2 separate regions of the Homo sapiens genome follow, and region 2 is linked to region 1. A link is a loop called in an ENCODE intact Hi-C map of the cell type or tissue named here. Cell type or tissue: PC-3. All regions are shown on one strand. Links, peaks and the distances in the headings refer to the core of each region. The heading gives the core; the rest is flanking DNA. Region 1 overlaps KALRN (kalirin RhoGEF kinase). Region 2 overlaps KALRN (kalirin RhoGEF kinase).

Evidence for each region. Hi-C counts contacts between places; a loop is a spot of excess contacts. Peaks named below come from ENCODE experiments on the same cell type or tissue, not always from the same donor. Only the 100,000 strongest peaks of a DNase experiment are listed, where the experiment ranks them.
Region 2: a loop joins it to region 1, with 1.8 times the contacts of the local background. A loop is called at or near these places in 3 of 110 quality-filtered maps.

Annotation. Positions count from the first base shown.
Region 1 is chr3:124,597,679-124,603,061 of GRCh38, reverse strand. The region is part of intron 34 of KALRN (kalirin RhoGEF kinase); the gene reads right to left. Among named protein-coding and RNA genes, the nearest start is that of UMPS, 130 kb to the left of the region's middle. In PC-3, for the core only: no CTCF peak of the experiment used is centred there; DNase peaks (open chromatin) are centred at 1,591, 2,101 and 2,761; H3K4me3 peaks cover 616 bases; H3K27ac peaks cover 2,104 bases.
Region 2 is chr3:124,667,575-124,672,957 of GRCh38, reverse strand. It overlaps KALRN (kalirin RhoGEF kinase), which reads right to left. Exons shown (of 60, transcript NM_001388419.1): 48 at 1,060-1,298. Among named protein-coding and RNA genes, the nearest start is that of UMPS, 60 kb to the left of the region's middle. In PC-3, for the core only: no CTCF peak of the experiment used is centred there; a DNase peak (open chromatin) is centred at 3,267; H3K27ac peaks cover 557 bases.

The DNA.
Region 1 (5,383 bases), core at 297-5,296:
TGCTTCTGGAAGTGCTAACCCATCCCATGGTTTCAGGCACATGATGTGAAATTGCACTAGATTCCACTGTAGTAATTAAAAGACAAAACAAAAACAAAACAAAACAACAACAAAAAAAAAACCACGAAAACTGGAATTAACTGGGGCCAGCAGAGTAAGTGAGAAGAAACCAGGACTGAACACACAAACTAAGTACTCTTGGGAGAATCATTTAATCTCTCTAAGCCTCAGCTTTGTCATTTGTGAAACATATAGGCTGACTCCCAAAAGCTGAAGACCTAAGGATGCTACAGTCACACACCTGTTCATCGTTACCATGGATATTCCATTCCTATCCAGGTCTCTATGTCCTTCCTGGTGCCATTTTCTTTGCCTAACTTAGATGGAGTATATCCCTCCTGACCCTTTAAGACCCAGCCCTGTGTCACTTTTCCACAAGGCCTCCCCTGAACACATTCCCCTCACTCCTTTAGAAGAGCTGGTAGTTCTGTCCTCTGGGCACGTACAACAGGGAAGGCAGAGGGATTTCAGTTCTTAAACTCATCATAGTTTCTCATTAGACTACAGGTCCTAGGTTGACACTTGACATAGAGGACATCTGCTGGCACCCATCCATCTCCCCAGCATCCATTTCTCTTCATGGGAGCACCCCAGATTTCACAGCTTTGTGAGTTGAAACCCTGTCCTTGCTGAGTCTCCACTCCCAGGGTAGGTCCGACAATAAGAGAAATATTTCACTCAGTGGATCGTTAACTCAAGGATGGGCATATCACTTAACTCAGGGTAGACAGCACCAAGGAAAGTCAATTTGGGGGACTTCTGACTTCTTCCTTCCTACTGAACATGAAGGTCTATATGTGATTTTCACTATTGGAAAAAGCCTACTGCAAACTATAAATCTAACCAATAGTATATTTAGCCAAAATGTCATTTCTTTTTGCCTAAAACTGGTATGTATGGTTATTGAATACAAGAAGCTCTGATGGGTTGCTGCCAACAGAACAGAAATTTTTCTTTTCTTTTTTTTTTTTTTTTTGAGACAGAGTCTTGCTATGTTGTCCAGGCTGGAGTGCAGTGGTGTGATCTTGGCTCACTATAATCTCTGCCTCCCACACTCAAGCCATACTCCCCCCTCAGCCTACTGAGTAGCTGGGACTACAGGTGGGTGCCACCAAACCCAGCTATTTTTTTTTTCCTAGAGATGGGGTTTCGCCATGTTGCCTAGGCTGGTCTCAAACACCTGGGCTCAAGCAATCCACCCACCTTGGCCTCCCAAAGTGCTGGGATTATAGGCATGAGCCACCACACTGGCCAGAATAGAAATTTCTGAGCCGTAAAAGGCAGAATATTTACCACAGCATAGCAGATAATGGTAGAAACTAAAGGAATACATCCAAGATCATCAACTTTGAACATGAATACAGGATAATAGTACAAACTAATACATACATATAAAGGTCCTTAATAGTGACCTGGTTGAAGAATTACTTAAGAATCCAACACACTGGGAGGAGACCATCTCTTTTTAATAACAATTGTCATCGTGAATCAGCCATAGGATCTACCAGATCAGCAACTTGTTTTGAACACGGACACTCCCAGGGCTCAAAACCTGGGCAAAAGGCCAATAGTTTGAGACCTAGGTTACAAGTCTGTTTTCCTTAAAAGCTTTGAGAAATAGTCATTAATCTACTTCCATCCTACATAATGGCTCATTTAAAGCTATTACCCTATAAGTTAGAGAAATGTCTGATAATGGGAAGAATGTTGCTGTTCTCAAGCTAACACTTACTGAGTGCATTCCATATACCAGGTAGCCAGGAACTACCCTAAGTGATACACACATACTTTTTCACTTGAATCTTCACAACCACCCTCAGGGATAGATGCCTGTATTTCCCCAAGTGCGCAGATGAAGACATTGCCATAAAGTTAGGTCACCAGACTAATGCCATACATGTAGTAAGCTCTAACGTCAGGAGGGGGACTCAGTCTGACCCTCCTAACCCATGCTTGGCTCTTAGAGGTCTGAACTAAAGACAGAGAATTGCCCACAAAAAGCTCTAGCTTACTTAGAGAAAATGACGCATGAGCACAAGAGGGCCAACTGGCCCATGTTCCTTCTTAGTCATAGCCCTGTTTATGATTCTACCCTGGGCACTTTCAGAGAGTGCTAGAACCCCAGCTTCAGAAGCTTTGTAATCTGGTTTTCCTCTTTACTTCGAGCTGGGGCATTTTGGAAAAACACATGCACTCAAGGTAGCCTCTCCAAACCTGCCTCTAGGCTACTTCCAAAATATATGTTAGCAATCACAATCAAACAGAATAATAAAGATTGCTCTATTTGAATCACATCTGATGCCACTCTAAAAATGTCCTACATATATAGTCACATATATGATATCACATATATATATATATAAATTTCATGGTATAGGATGCTAATCACAAATATAAATACAAATTGGAGGTGTCACTAAATCATAATGAGTTAAACGTTACAAACTAAATCAGTTTCTATGCTTTGCAGTTTCACTTTCTAGTACCTGACTTGGCAAAGCCATTCCACAACCAGAATTATAGCCACTGCCCTGTCCTGTCTTTGAAATACGTACCCATTGATACAGAAAAACACAAATAAAGATGTGAGCCAGGCAACCAAACAAGAGTTGAAACCAATATAACATAATGTGCAGATTGTATCTCATAAACCAAGGATCTGTGACTTTGGAATAAGAGACAAGTGCCATAATGCTTGGCAAGAAGCCATGGTAATGACAAACCCAGGTGAGTTATGCCATTGGTATGTTACAATGAGAGGAAACAGAGGATGGTGAGTTTGGCTGACTTTCTCCAAGGGACCCAGCCATGCTACAATAAACTCCAACAGTCCCTTGGGATAACTGCACTTATCCTCACCCTGAACTCCTGCTCTTCTTTCCCCGCGGCTGGTCTACCTTTTGGGAAGCCTTGCCCACTTTCTCTTCTAACTCCTACACACACATCTCACTGAGAACAGTTCAGTTCTGATTTTGCTCTTGCAGCCCTGGCTTGCATATGCTGGTAGAAGGGTCATAGTTTAAATTTAGACTTGACCACCTCACTGGGAATTCACTGGGAAACAAGCTGTGTGTGGAACCCATAGACACTCTGGCAGAGTTGGCTGCTAACACTCTAAAATGGAAGCACTAGTTGGTGGTGAAGCTGTAAGTTAAATTGGGAAAGGGGTAGAATTTCTAAACCAAAGCCCAAAGAAATGGGAACTTCAAAATTAGAAAGGCTGGAAAAAACCTTAAAAGGTTATTGAGGTCTTCTGCTTTGAAGCAGAACCCAAGTAAACAAACAGGATTATCTCTGGTTTTTAAATCCCTTTGTGGAATGGGAATTGGAAAAGATCGTAAAGGCCACTGAGTACAACGTCCCAAATGTTACAGAAACAGGTCTACAGCATTGCCCAAAGAGGGTCATGCAGACTCAGCTGAACCCTGCCAGCACACCCTGAATAACAGTTATCGCAGCAGGAGGCAGCAGCTGTGGATGGCAATGCCTCAGAACAGAAATGAGAGACAGATGGGAAAGGCCAAGGTGGGTTGCAGGGAATGGGACTCTGGTTCTTTTAATCTGGATCCCAGTGCCAACATAATTATGACGAGACTCAGGTTGCAAATCAGGAAGTAAGAGCCCTGGCAGTGATCCTTTGTGACTTAGGTACAGGTTCCTCAGAGGTTCTTATAGACCAAAGAACGGCAGGAGAGCTCTTGAAGCAAGTCGGCTTCAAGCAAGGTCCTAAAAAATGTGAGCATGATAAGGCTATCCAGCTTTATGCCGCTTTTACTCTACTTCCCTACCTTACGTTCTCCCATAGTAGTTAGCAAAACCTTTCGGAAATACTTTTTAAACTTGGTAGAGAACACAAATAATACCCACTTGCGGGCCAGAAGAGGGGTAGTAACAAGACTCTTGGTAGCTATGTCAGTTCCTCAGGCAGGGTCCCGACTGCCCAATCTAACCCCCACCCCACCCCTGTCCCCAGATAGTCTCAGAGCATCTTGTTCTTTTCCTTGAGAGTACTTAGAAATGTGTGTGAGGCCAGGCGTGGTGGCTACACCTGTAATCCCAGCACTGTGGGAGGTTGAGGTGGGCAGATTGCTTGAGCCCAGCTGTTCCAGACCAGCCTGGCCAACATGGCAAGACCTTGTCTCTATTAAATATAAGAAATTAGCTAGGCGTAGTGGCGTGCTACTGTGGTCCCAGCTACTCTTGAGGCTTAGGTAGGAGGATGGCTTGGGCCTGGGATGCGGAGGTTGCAGTGAGCCGAGATTGAGCCACTGCACTCCAGCCTGGGTGACAGAGCAAATGTCACCTGTCTCAAAAACAATGACAAAAACAACATCAAACAAACAACAACAACACAAAAAAACAAACAAAACGTGTGTGAATGAGACAGAGGGGGTAATGAGGGGAAGAGAGAGAGAAGGACCTATATATGATGCCCCTCTACACTGCAAAATTATGACAGCAGTTCCTTGTCCTCTTTAGATTTCTGATTATTGAGGGGACCAGGAGTCAGGAGGCCTCCAGCAAGGCCCCAGAATACTCTGGCAGCCACTGGCCTCACTGGATCTCTGGGAAGACTTCACAGGACTGGATTAAATTAGAGCACACTGGCAATCAAGGTCTGGCTTCAGGTCAACCTTCACCTTGCACCTGGCTACGGGAAGCCCCTTGGGATGTCTCAAGAAAGTCTTCCGACCTTCTTTGGAGATTCCAGGCCATTGGAGTAGCCCTTGATTTCATCAAGACCAGCTGGACCTCTCTCTCCTAGGTTCTGGAAATCAAGCTGTGATTTCAGATGGACTTGGGCCTCCAGAGGAGCAGCTGATTTCCCCCAGAATCCCTCTGGACGTTTGTAAATACCAGAAACAAGTGGCCACTGTGGGACAGATTTCTGTGGAATCAAACTGGAGCAGGTGGCTAAAATACAGTTCCAGGAACCTGAGAGTGAGTTCCAATTCACTGGGGTCCTTGGCCCTCCAGATTCCTTCCAAAGAGCTGGGTCTTCCCTCAGACTAGATCCAGTACTCCACCCTCCCTGTTCCTCCAAACATAAGGGCAGGACCGTCCTACACTTCACTATCTTCTCTACAGAGATATATAAAATTTACTACAGATAGAATGGAATCATTTCACTAATTATTATAAAGTAGAAACAAACAGGTGAAATTAGTTTTATTGCATTACATTTAACCCAGTAGCTCCAAAAGTTTTTTTTTAATCTCATATTTCATTTCAAAACAATAGCTCCAAATATCATTTCAATATATAACCAATATAAAAATTGAGATGCTTTAAATATTTACATATACAGCATATCTCAATTTGG
Region 2 (5,383 bases), core at 227-5,226, 70 kb before region 1:
ATTTTTTAATATAACCAATATAAACTAATAATTTTGAGGAGAAATAAAACTATAAAACTGGAACATGTAGATAAAAAATGTAAGTGTTCCTATTCATAGAGCCACTGAGTTCTAGAGAAAACTGAGGCCTAATGAGGTTAACTAACTCGGCTAAGGTTCTAAAGCAAGTGAGTTGCAGAACTGGGAATAGAAACCAGGTTTGCCTGATTCCTAATCTAGCACTTTTCCCATTTCTCTCCTGTTCTACCTACCTTGTAGGGGCAAAATAGCTGTGTAGACTAAGTCTATGGTTGAGTCTTTGACTCTCCTTATGGTGATGTTTGAATTGTGGATTATCGACGACAAACATTCAATCCAAGTCAGACTTCTCCCATTCACACACTGATGATCGACTTCCCTTCCACATCAGCCAATAGATGGTGAAGAACTGGGAACTTCTTTCAGTAGGTGCTCGAGGCAGATCATCATTAGAAAGGGTGAACTCTTTTTAAGGTGTCAAACACTACAGCTGTGACTTTTAGATGACGATGATCCACACTGAAACTACTCTATTTAGCAAAAATCATCCATTTTTATGATGATTTATGCCACAGGGAACTGGTATAACTCACTCAGTTTATAGGGAAAGGAAAACATAATTGAGACTAGACTGTACTTAGTGTGCTGTTCCTGCTAAAATAATCAGCAAGCATTAAAAGATGCTACTTCCTGGCCGGGTGCAGTGGCTCACACCTGTAATCCCAGCACTGTGGGAGGCTGAAGTGGCCATATCGCCTGAGGCCAGGAATTTGAGACCAGCCTGGCCAACATGGTGAAACCCCATCTGTACTAAAAATACAAAAATTAGCTGGGTATGGTAGGGCGCCTGTAGTCCCAGCTACTCGGGAGGCTGAGACAGGAGAATTCGCTTGAACCTGGGAGGCGGAGGTTGCAGTGAGCTGAGATGGTGCCATTGCACTCCAGCCTGGATGACAGACCGAGACTCCTTCTCTTCCTAAAGTAACCCCTGAGGCTATGCCATCGTAGTGACAAGGGTGGGAGTAATGAGTTGTCACTTACCTTGCTGGCTTCGAACTTGTCCCCAGGCTGGTGGTATTCAAACCCTGGACTGCCATTGGAGGTAGATATCTTCAGGGGAGGCAGAGGTGGGTTATAGCTGGAGCCCTTTGGGGGCTTCTCTGAGCCCGCAGGAACAGAGGAGTAGGGCCTGGGGCTGGCTTGGGGAAGCCTGGCAGGTTGAGACCTCATCACAGCTGTGCTCCTTTCTTTCCGTTGATACTCAATGGGCGATTGCAGTGCTGTGGGATAAGAGCAGGTGGTTACTCTAAGCTTTGGGAATCCCACAAGGATTTGGAGGCCTCTTAGGTCCAAGGCTTTGTGTTAGGCATCGTGTGGATAAGTGAGAAAAACACTACCCTTGTTTTTAAGGCAATGGGAGAACTAAGACATCTACCTAAATAATGAAAATACAAAAAACAAAACGGTGCCATATGTGAGGTGCCAAGGGTTGTGCAAAGAGAGAGAAGGCTCTGTAATATGTGTGTGGTGGTAATAACAAAGAGCTTCGGAAGAGAGCTGTGGCCAGACTCTGGCACTTAGGCTGCAGGAAGGAAGCAAGTGTGACGTGTTGGCGAGGGGAACAGGAAGTAGTCAAGGGTGTCTAGGAGGAAGAGGAAACCAGAAGGGTCTGTGAGGTGGGAAGTGCCATGGTATGAAAAGTCTAGAAAGTGAGTCCAATGAGTCTGGACTGAATTCTGAAGGTCATGAAAAGTAATTGGATGGAATGAACTTTAAAGCTTTAAATTGAGATTCTATCATCAGAGAGCGACATTTGAGGAACACTGACCTTGTAGTGGTTAGGAGGAGGGACTGGAGAGGATGAGACAGAAGGCTTCTTGTCTAATTCAGAAGCCACAGAATGGTAAAAGCGAGAGGTAGAAGGTCTAGGAGAGCGGGACCAGTGGGATGTGGAATGGATGTGGGCGTGGTGAGGTCGGGAGAGATGAGACTGTGACAGCCTAGGTGGGAAAAGCAATGCAAGAATCGAGGATGGCTCAGGTTTGGAGACTCGGAGGATGGCAGTCAGTGGAACTCAGAAGACAGGAGAATAAGCTGATGTGAAGGAGAAGACTGGAGCTTTGTTTTATTGAGTTTAAGGTAACAAGGTTGCAAGGTCTGAGAACTAAAGAGGGAGAGCCAGGCAAATGTCATACAGGTCCAATTCTTTAAGAATGACTTCAAAGGTTGGCCGATTATGTCATTTTTATCAGTTTGCACTGTAACAGCTATTTAAGTGGGTTAACAGCTGGGGCCCAGAGAACTTCTCAATTACAAGGATATTTCTACTGTGATAGGTACATACCTCAACAGGACTCAACATAGGGTCACACTTCCTTTCTACTTGAGGTCTCAGAAGGAAAGATTGGCTCTGAGATGCCTGCACACATCTCTGTAAGTAGAAGCCTGGCCCTGGTCCGTCATCACATCCTTGTCTCTTGTATGTGTCAAAGTAATAACAGGCCCACCAGAGCACTGCCTCTCTCACTGAGGAGTGTTTTGTGGCATTAAGTATTTAGGAGATGATAACCTAGTTCAGTAATACAGTCAGCCCACTGTATCTGTGAGCTCCACAACCATGGATTCAACCAACTGTGGATTGAAAATATATGGGAAGGGCCAGGTGCAGTGGTGCATGCCTGTAATCCCAGCACTTTGGGAGGCCAAGGCGGGTGGATCACTTGAGGCCAGGAGTTCAGGACCAGCCATGGCCAACATGGCAAAACCTTGTCTCTACTAAAAATACAAAAATTAGCATTTCTGTATTTTTGTATTGGTGGCATACACCTGTAATCCCAGCTTCTCAGGAGGCTGAAGCATGAGAATCGCTTGAACTCAGGAGGTGGAGATTTGCAGTGAACTGAGATTGCGCCACTGCACTCCAGCCTGGGCGACAGAGCGAGACTCTGTCTCAAAAAAAGAAAAAAAAAAAAAAAAGAAAATATATGGGGGAAAAAAGGATGGTTGTGGTCTGTACTGAACATGTACAGAGTTTTTTTTCTTGTCATTCCATAAACAATATAGTATAACAATCATTTACATAGCATGTACATTATATCGGGTATTATAAACAATCTAGAGATGATTTAAAGTACAGGATGATGTACACAGGTCATATGCAAACACTATGCCATTTTATGTAAGGGACTTGAGCATCCACAGACTCTGGTATCCTCGGGAGGTCTTGGAACCAATTCCCTGTGGATACCAAGGGCTGACTGTATCTCCATGATTCATTAGGAGAAAGGTCTCTTGGAACGAAGTAAAGGTCTGAATCATTGACTATGCCTAAATAAATACAGTTCCAAGTTCTAAGTACATAGCAGAGTTATAAAGTAGGCCTTATCAAACTGATTTTATGAATCAATTCCCATCACATGGAATTGTGATATTACCTGGTTATTTACAATAATTGTGCTAAAACATTTGAAAATAGAATGCCTTCTTAAATAAGCTAAATGGACAGCCTGTATTCTTTCACCAGCCTCCATTTGCATAACTTAATTCTCAGAATCAAGAAAACTGTGCGTCCCTACAGGGTTTGTTTTTGACTGATCGATACAGTGTCTTATGTCTGATCCTGTTTCTTTCTTCACTTTGGTTGCTAGGGAGATCATAATTAAATAAATGAGTGCCCTAACACTAGCACCTATACTGCAGTTTTGTGGTTCACAACCTTAATTTGAAGTCCTATAGCTGTGGATTCAAGTCCTGTTTCTATCACTTACTGCTTCTGTGACCTTGGACAAGTTCTGAGTCTCCTTTTCCTCACTTGAAAAAAGTAGGACAATAGTACTTACCTCTCCATGTTGGCGTGAGGATTAAATGTGAAAAACCATGTAAAATGCTTAGCATAGTGCCTGGCACAGAGCAAGGATTCAATACACAGGAGCCATTATTGTTATGTCAATAACTTCTTGTTTCAACTTACTGTTGCACCTTATTTTTCTTTTGTCCCAAATTGATGAATTTTAAAATTCCTAATTTCAGCTTAGAATCTATCAGAAACTCCTAATAGAATGCAATTTAAACAGATATTTTTATATATGAACACATTTTTGCATAAAATTATTTTATCAACAAAAGTGTTCATTTGAAGTTGTATATTATATTCAGAAATCATAAGCCATATAAAACTTTCATTACCATCCCTCAGGGCTGGGCTGGTGTTTAATTTTAGACATTTTAGAGTGAAAAGAATCCTAGAGATCACTTAGTCTAGTTGTTTTTCACCAAATTTTTTTTACAGTTGAGGGCCAGGAGCCTGGCCCAAAAATACTTTCTGTAAGTGCAAAATTGCTTTGAAGTCTCATGTTCTATCTTAAAAAGTCGTGGCATCCTGTTACATGATCTCCTTCTATTTGTCTTTAAAACACTGTGCTAAATCCCTTATAATACAGGGAAACTGATATTGTAGGGAGGATGCCAGGTGTCCTGCTTCCAGGAAGACTGGCCCATCACAGAGCATGCCAGCATGGGCAAAGTAGATCTACCTGAACTCCCTTTTTCACAAAACCAGCCACAAGGCCCAGAGAAATGTCATGACTCCTCAAGGTCCTCAACTCGTATGGCACCTTTTATCTTTCCCTTCAGCATTCAGTTCCATTCTAGACATCCAGAAAATGCTGTATTTGGATCATTTGAAAGAGTCCAGATCCTAGTACTGGCATGAAAAGGTGACACACCCGAGGGTGGGCCTGTACGTGTGTACATGCATGTACCTGTGTGTGCGCTCCTGTGAGCACGTATGGCCATGTAGGACGGATCTCAGGACAGGCAGGAAGAGGTGGTATACCCAAAGGTGGTTGTGTGTGTGTGTGTGTGTGTGTGTGTGTGTGTGTGTGTGTGTGTGTGTGTCTCGATATACAGGCATATGTGTTTTCTGAGTCTTCAGGTTTACTTCATTACTAGTTACATTTTGCATTCAACTTCAAGCTCTATTTCTGCTTGGTTAGACTTCTGAGCTAACCAAGTCAGCAGAGATCAGCCACTAGCTTAAAATCGCATACCCCTTTCCCATGCCAAGCTCAGTGTGAAGAAAACCCCAGCAGGGGAAAAAATAAAGAAATATATACAAAGTGGCAACTCTACTTCACTCCAGTTCACACCACCCATGAGGGAGCTCCTGCAAGGGCCACAAAGAGCTACACCCTCTGTGTAACCACAAATTTTCTTCTAGGAAGTTTCAGGGTATTACAGAAATTTAAAGTTAGCAATCATCTCTCATTTAAAAGGGGTAAGGTTGGCTAGTAATGTGGCTTATGTAGGCTCTCACACTGTTGGGAGCAGAGGAGGGATTTGAACTGATTGGTCAAACTCTCATTTA